2 separate regions of the Mus musculus genome follow, and region 2 is linked to region 1. Evidence: chromatin contacts called from ENCODE Hi-C or POLR2A ChIA-PET data. All regions are on one chromosome and are shown on one strand. Each heading gives the region's core, a stretch centred on a gene start or an enhancer-like site at or near the end of the contact. The rest is flanking DNA. Distances are from core to core; before and after follow the strand shown. Region 1 holds the start of Sypl (synaptophysin-like protein). Region 2 has its middle 5.9 kb from the start of Gm40874.

The links. A loop is a pair of places that touch in the nucleus more often than their neighbours do. ChIA-PET counts read pairs that join two places held with the same protein, here RNA polymerase II (POLR2A).
Region 2: a loop to region 1 is called in a map of left cerebral cortex, with 2.8 times the contacts of the local background. The contact joins the enhancer-like site here to the promoter of Sypl in region 1. A Hi-C loop is called at or near these places in 3 of 37 maps with a recorded cell type or tissue (all left cerebral cortex). POLR2A ChIA-PET finds 5 or more read pairs at or near these places in 3 of 5 experiments (Patski and embryonic stem cell).

What each region holds. Positions count from the first base shown.
Region 1 is chr12:32,952,290-32,956,410 of GRCm38, reverse strand. It overlaps Sypl (synaptophysin-like protein), which reads right to left and starts at 2,225. Exons shown (of 5, transcript NM_198710.3): 1 at 2,052-2,225. The coding sequence starts at 2,120. 4933406C10Rik (RIKEN cDNA 4933406C10 gene) reads left to right here and starts at 2,622. Exons shown (of 6, transcript NR_044986.1): 1 at 2,622-2,906; 2 at 3,040-3,213.
Region 2 is chr12:32,988,078-32,992,198 of GRCm38, reverse strand. No RefSeq gene overlaps it. Among named protein-coding and RNA genes, the nearest start is that of Gm40874, 5.9 kb to the left of the region's middle. Within about 2 kb of position 2,316, at least 3 of the 3 ENCODE cell types and tissues checked have a DNase peak (open chromatin) inside an H3K27ac peak, as active enhancers do; they include left cerebral cortex, where a contact is called at or near this core.

The DNA.
Region 1 (4,121 bases), core at 976-3,475:
TCTACCTTCCTAACTATTCCTTTCTTCTTAGCTGGCAAGCTGAGTCTTTAGTCTCTACCAGCATTTAAAAACTGTTAGGTTCATATCTACCAGGGCCTATAGGAGACTGACACTTAAACTATGTGAAGGGATTATCTACAACATATCCTTAAAAACAATTCAAATACTTTTCTGCCACAGACAATAAGGCCATCACCAACCCAAGTCACAAATAGAATCATCATCATAAAACAGTTTAATTTCTAGTCATCTCCATCCTTACTACAATTAATTTTAGGTACGAATAATTTCTAAAGCAGCAGGTTTCTCTCCACGTTGGGCTATTTTTATACTGTTAACAACTAAAATTTTCTAAACAGGCAAATCCAAGGATTGACTCGGAATCTGAGCTTAACTGGAAACTACCTAAATACGACCTGATATTCTATAGCTTGTACACATAGGACCAGTTTTTCATGACTACCCTCAGAAGGAACAAGGGCTTTGAACTTGTTATAATCATTTAGAACCATACTTTTGCCCAGTATGTTCATCCAAGCAAAAACCTACTTACATAGGCTGCTTCAACTTTTCCTCCCACTAACAGGACTCTATTTGCCTAGAAAGCCAATCCCTAGCTCACTAGTACTCACTCTTCAAATATTCTTCCATCTATAAAGTCTTCCCCAATGATGCTTTCCTGTCTAACCTACTACTTTACAAGTATCTCTAACACACAATTTACCATATGGCATTTTTATAGTCTCCATTACATCCTTGAATGATCATGAGAAAAAGAGTTTGATTCACATCTGTAAGCTGGCATTTAGCACAGTGCTGGTATATGCTACCTACTCAAATATTTGTTGGGTAAATACTCACTACACCATTAACACTCTATAGTCTTACTACAAACTTACTGCCTGTGTAATAAAAGGTTTTCAAACTCAAAGTATTATTTTAAGAAACTTAAAGATAATTTCAGCACACAACAAAATTACTCCTACTTTAAAATATTCAAGAAAAGATATAAGCTGCCTCTTACTTAAGTGAAAATCTAAATTATTAAACTGAATTGTAACATTCAATGAGACTAAATGTAAGGTTCATTCTTAACACACATTTCTTTGATTTCTCCCCTATGACTTTTGGAATTAAAATAACAACCTTCTTCTAAACTTAGGGTTGCACAGAAAGTCACGTGTCTTTTGCCAGTTGCAAGAGCAGCATTTCAGTTTTCACAAAATTGAAGGCATAAAGTGTAAATACAAAAATCAGAGCGAGCAGTCATCAGTCATCGGAGAACTTCAAGCTCTTCGTTAAAACACACGCACGAAACCGGAGAGTTCTTATTTTTCACCCTCAACATGAACTGTGAAGGAATTAAACGTTATCGGCTACGAAACACTACCTGACTGCACACGGGGCAAATAAATGCCAAGTGCTTACATTAACTCTTCAAGTCAGCACCCAACTATAGTGGGCCGCTAAGTTTGAAGGAAAATCGCAGAGCTTGATAAACTAGCTGCACGTGACAAGGTCTAACTTGTAAGTCTCCTTTGATGTTAATGATTGCTTGGCAGGAAAGGGCAGAAAGCTGACTTTCCAAGCAGGATGTTGCTATAAACAATCTCGACGTCCAGGCCAGGCGTTAAATGGGCCGACAATTTAATGCGTCGGGGCAAGGGCTTTGCCTCGGCTTCTCTGACACACACTATTTTTAACAGGAGCCCATACCCGCCGCCAGCGAAGGGCGCAACCCAGGTCTAGCCTCGCCCGCGGAAGCCGCGGGCCTCCGGGCGGTCGGTATCAGTTGGACCGCAGCAGGAAATCCTGTCTTCCTTTGCGGATGGCAGTGGAGCCTGAGAAAAAAAAGCGAGCGAGCTTCCACGCCTCCGCGGCTAGGGGCGGCCGGGAGAAGCCGCCCACACCGGCGACTCGACTCGACGCCGGCCGCCATCTCCGCCCCGCGGCCTTCGAGCGTGGGGGACTCCCTCACGACCGCGTCCCCGCCTCCCGGCAAGGCGCCCCGCGCTGGACCGGGCGAGGTCGGCGTCGCAAGCTGCACTCACCCACTCGAGGATCTTGATGAAGCCGAGCGGCTCCTTGAGCGGGTTGAGGTTGATCTGGAAGGCGGACATCCTCTGAGGGAAAGGAGGGAAGAGAGTCAGGACGCGGGGCGGAGGAGGGGAGCGGCGAGACCGGAGCGACTCCGCGGCGAGAGCGGGAGGCGGAGCCGGCGGGGCTGGGGGCGGGGCCGGAGGGGTGGGGACGAAGGGGCATCGGGGCGGGACGGCCTGGCCTTTAAGGCGGGGCCGGGCGGCCGTTGAGTCCGCGCCCAGGAGACAGAGAGGGCGAGCCGAGACCAGGCCGAGGAGGGACTGGGAAGGGCTGGCTCCTCCCCCGGCCGCACCTGACTCAGCCGGCTGAACCGCTGACGAACCATGTTGGCTTTGGAAGCCATGCGTGTGCCGCGCCCCCTTCCCCAAAGCCTAGCTCTGTCTCTAACGCGCACGCGCGCTCCCTAGGCCCCAGACTCTTTTCCGGCCTTTGCGAGCGCGCGACGGGGGTGGGTGGGGTCGGGGGACAGCTGCGCCTGCGCAGCACGGCCCTCCACCTCGGTGGCGTTCTGGTTGCTATGCCCTTTTGTGGCTGTGACTGCCCGCCCTCACAACGGCCCGTTTTCTTCCCAGTGCTCTGAACTTTTGGGCAAATGTGTCAAGTGTGTACACAGACAAAGCCTCACTTCAAAGCTCGTGTTCAGGGCCCTTAAAGTCATAGTTATTGCAAAACTGCGGCCGTCTGGCGAACCTGCCTTATGTAAGGGTGCTTGAACGTATGATTCACCAAACATTTCCGCAGACATCGCAAAGTTGTTGGAGCCAGAGTAGGAGAAAGACCACCCATTTGAGATCATGGCTTGACAGGTCTCACAGGACAACTCATCTCTCCACCTCTATCCCCGTTTGGCGAGGCCTGTATTTCGTGCCGTTTTTTTTTGGGGGGGGGCGGGGGAGTGGGGGGGGGTCAAGTTAACTCATCTTTCATGATTTGTCTTAGGGAACACTCCCTCCTGCCACCAGAATGGGACCAATCTAGACATCTCTTCTCTGGCTTCCTTGTGCCTGGCCTTTTTTGGAGGGTTGGGATAGTGGCCTGTCTTCATGCATGGTGAGATAACACCAACATCGAAGGAAGATCTTTGCCACAGAGGATCCTAGTTCCAGCTCCCAGGTACTTATTTATATTTCCTAAATGTCAGTGGAGTATTCCATTAGAACTGACCACTACCCATGAACAGTTACTACCAAGCTAACACTTCCTCCTTCCTTCACTCTTATTTCCGTGTATTCCACTCAGCATTTCTCTTTAAGTCTTAAAAAAAAAAAGTTATTTTCTGCTGAGACCTGTTGGATAGGAACCCACAAGTAAATCACTTAGCTGTGCTTCAAAGGAAAAAGTATTCAAAGTAGAATTATACAAAATAGCCAAAAATATATTCAATGTAATTTCAAAATGAAATAGATGCTAACAGGATGGGATAATGCTCATCTTGCAACTTTATAGAGCTGAGAGGTCTGAAACAATTTGTACTCCCATGGTTTGTTCCTGTAGTCCTGTCACCAGGCAGCTGGCTGAGGTTTGCTTGACTGCACAGTTGGATAGGAATTGTGGGAAGGATAGGCAGGGGAAGCAAGTGAGGAGCTGGTCTCTTGTAGCCTTCATTTCTGTCAGGCAGCAGTGAGTGGTGGCTGAATCCCGACAGAAGCAGCAGCAAGTGGCACCCTCTAGTGTTGCAGCCCTCATAACTCAACCTTACAAATGTTCCGGTTTGTAAGTCTAGAACACTGGGGTTCCTCAACCCTTGGCAGCTCTTGGCCCAGGATGAGACCTTTGGCCCTGAAGGCTTAACAGCTATCTGGAGCTCTTGTGGTGCCAGGGCCTGCCCTTGCTCTTCTCTGGCTGATTATAAGGTTTTATCCGTTAGTCTTGGCTCTCTACCTCAGCTGCTAGGACTGTTCACTTCTGCCGCCTTAGACACAGGGTACCTGCTACTTCTGTGTGTGCCATTTTGCCGCCACTGCTTTCCAGTCTCTGCTGCTTTCTGTTCTGTGTCATCTTATCCTGCACTACTAAAAGTA
Region 2 (4,121 bases), core at 1,067-3,566, 36 kb before region 1:
GAAACCCTTTTATTTTATTTTCTTTCTTTCTTTCTTTCTTTCTTTCTTTCTTTCTTTCTTTCTTTCTTTCTTTCTTTCTTTCTTTCTTTCTTTCTTTTCTTTCTTTCTTCCTTCCTTCCTTCCTTCCTTCCTTCCTTTCTCTCTCTCTCTCTATCTTTCTTCCTTCCTTTCTTCCTTCCTTCCTTCCTTCCTTCCTTCCTTCCTTCTTTCTTTCTTTTTTTCTGTTGTTACTCTTTCTGAATTAGAACTGCTTTCTATGTTGCAGTATGGAAAATGAAGAGTGTATAATATAAAAACTTTGATAAACAATCACACAGAAGAAAATTATAAAGCATATGACAGTATAAACCTGATCTAAGACAAATGTTAGCACTTAGATGAACACTTAGCCTGCAATACTTTCTAGTGCTAGAATTTAGATGACCATTTTGGAGCTCGATTTTAAAATAAACAAATGGAAACCTGTTCCTAAAGAGGCTTACAGGACACTGTGGTTGTTTCTATCCTGAAAGTTCAGAGCCAAGGTTTTCTATCCCCTGGCCTTAACTGCAGAGAGTGTCACAGGGCTCTGCTTGGTGATTGGTTGAGGAGAACTGCAACACTGCACACTTCATTTGAAAGCATGTTCCAGGTCATTAGCTCAATGTTTAAGGAACTGTTTGCTGCCTTTGGGTAGTGGGATTGAGGGAAAATTCTTTTACAGTTCTCATGGACATACGCTTTTAAAAAAATTCACTGAAATATGTTGAAGTATTGATAAACATTCTCAATGAACGGTCCACTCTTATTAGTGTACAGCTGGTCTTTTGCCTTTGCGTCACTCTCATGCAATGATGAACACAACGAGGCTGACAATCCTGAACTAGACCGCTCTAGACAGCTAGAGGCTGACAATCCCCCCTGTCCCCCCCCATCCACTCCTACTATCTCTGCCGGAGAAGCAACAGCCTCTACTCTGTCCTAACCTGTCAATCATACCCTTTTTCCTCCTACATTGGTGCTTGATATTCACTGCTTTTCAAAAATGTCTCCCATAGACCCATAGCGAGTGGTACTGCTAGGAGCTGTGGGCTTGTTGGAACATGTGTGGCTTTGTTGGAGGAAGTGTATCACAGGGGGTTGAGCTAGGTTTCAGATGCTCAAGCCAGGCCCAGTGTGTCACTACCTGCCTATCTGGATGTAGAAGTCTCAGCTACCTCTCCAGCACCATGTCTGCCCATGCTTCCTGAAATGATGATAATGGACTGAACCTCTGCACTGTAAGCCAGCTCCAGTGAAATGTTTCTTTATACAAGTTGCTGTGGTCATGGCATCTCCTCACAGCGATAGAACACTAAGACAACTGGGGACGAGAAGACTTCTTTGCAAAGTATTTGCCTAAGCCAGTAAGAGAATATTACTTCAATTCCTTGAACCTACATTAAAAAGCCACCTTGGTGATATCCACTTGCAATTCCAGCACCAAGGAGATCCTCTGCTTAGCCACAAAGCCACACATAGCTGCAAGTGACTCCAAGAAGGTACCCAGTGACCATGAGCTCTACCACATCTAGCTGACGTTCTGACACTGAGCTAGGTCATGAGGTTAGTCTTAAATGGGTATCTGCAAGCCTTAAGCCCTCCCATGAAATTACAAAAGCAAGCAACATTATAAAGTGTGGGGGTCGGGAGGGGGGAAGGGAATGGAGGGGAGGGGCTTCCTCAACTCATAGATTAGTCCTATTTCCTGAACTCAAGGTCCTATTCCAGGCCACACCCACTCACCCCCATTACTTAGGACCAAATCATGGGTTACTTCTTCTCAGATACCCATGTTTTCAAAGGGAAATTCTAGCATTTGTTAAAATTTTCATTACCAGTGTTATTCCTTAGCCCTCTATCTATATTTCTTGATGGCGTTTCTTCAGCCTGGAAAACTACAGCACTACATTTAGTGAGTTGCTTCTAGGCACAGTTGGAAGAAGTCACCTGTGTTTATTCAGATGTTTATTCAGGTATGGTTCATTCAGAACATACTCTGTAGTCATCCCTTACCAGTTAGCCCCGAACTCACCCCTGTCTGGCCACACTGACATCTTTGCAGTTCCTGATTTTAAGGCGTGTCAGTTTAGTTAAGCTGAATCACACCGCCTAGAATTCCTGCTGGCTCTTGATCTCTGTTCTTTTTAGACAACAGGGTAAGGAGAGTGGAATGCAGCAATGAAACAGTTGTTAACGGGCTGTGCAGGCCACTGTAGGAAGCCGAGCACTGTAGCAGATCACGTGGGAGGAAACCGGGCGCTGCAGCAGCTCACATGGCTTGCTGCTGATCTGTGTCACTTTCTCTGTTGATGGGGACAGAGCTGCCAGATTGCCTTTACCTTCCCGGCATCCTGAGCGCGGAATGTGGCGCTCTGCAAAGGGCAGCTGTTCTCCTGTGTGACTGAGCGGAGGCACAGAGACTGAGCCAGTTCTAAGGTGTCCATCTAGGTTCTCACGGGCTCCAATTAGACTTCACAGAGTCCTGCTTTTCTCTAGTTTTTAGTTCCCCTGCTTTATATTCCCAGACTGCTGGTCCTGCTGGTCTACCAGGACTTTGGATCTGTTGCTCAAAGCAGAGGCACTCTCCCATTGGTTCCCCACTGTCTTATTTAGCGTTTCATTGTTGTGAAGAGACACCGTGGCTAAGGGAACTCTTATAAAGGAAATATTTAATTGGGGCTGCCTTACAGCTTCAGAGGTTAAGTCCATTATCATCATGGTGGAAAGCATGACAGCAGGCAGGCAGATATGGTGCTGGAAAAGGAGCTGAGTGTTCTACGCATTGATCCAAAGGCAACCGGAAGGAGACTGTCTTATGTAGGCATCGAGGAGGATGGTCTGGATCACACTGGTCAGAGTTGAGCATATATACGGGACCTTAAACTCCCGTTTCCACAGTAACACACTACCTCAAACAAGGCTATATATATATATATATATATATATATATATATATATATATATATATATATATGGCCCCGCCTGCTAATAGTCTCTCTTCCCATGGGGCAAGCATATTCAAGCCACTACATCCACCATGGTTTCAGATCTAATCTTCTAAATAAATGCCATATTCTATAACACTCATATGTCACTTCCTCCTGAATGATCTCTGATGCACATCCTCTCACCTCTGCACCTTTGTCTTGCCTTTCCCTCTGCCAAGATGCTTCCCTTTTATAAGTGCATGACCAAACACCCTTGTCTTCTCTTCAAGTGTTCACTCTTCAAAGACCGCCCAACCAAAATGTCTGAACTCCAAACCACTTGGTTCCAGACACTTTGGATAAGGGATGCTCACTCTCTTCTGGGGGTCCTGTGCAGGCACCTGTGCACAGCATCATATGCAGTGGCTATGAGTTCATGATGGCAGTGACTCTGCCATGTTCAGAAGACACTGTTTTTTTCTGGTCCTCCCTGACTTCCGGCTCTTCAAATCTTTCCACCGGCCTTCAGAGATGGTCCCTGAGCTGGGGAGAGGGGGATGCAGACGCCCCATCTGTGGCTGAGCACTGTGCTGACATTTATTCTCTGTGCTTTGATCGGTTACGAGTTTCTGCATTATCCATTGTCCACCACACAAAGAAACTTCTGTGATGAGGCCTGGGTGTTGAGCTAATCTATGGGTAGAGAGATACAAATTTAGAGCAAAGTATTGATATTATGTTTAGTAAAATAAGAGTAGCAGGTTCACCCTGGGGGTCTTTGAACTCCCCAACCCTGCATCTTTGGAGGCATGAGTTTTCTCCTGTGGATCGGTCCTTAAATCCAGCCAGAAAAGAGTTGCTTAGCTGTATAACATATTCAGCACCACTGCACCCATGGGCTATGTCGTCATGTCTGTCATTGTAGCTAGCTCACAGGGCTCACAGCTGAGTAAGACTGTTAGTGACATTTCCCTCTCAGCAGCTTACATAATGCTGCCTGGTACTATAAAAGTTTGTTAGCAGGGAGGAAGCCTTCAGATCAGCACCAATTTGATTTCTCCATATTCTACAACCAAAGTATTGGTATCTTCAGCAACAGGGGTTGACCATCAAGTTCTGTTGAGCAACCAAGAGCAATGGAAATAGTCTGCATTGTTTTGGGGTCTCCAGGAT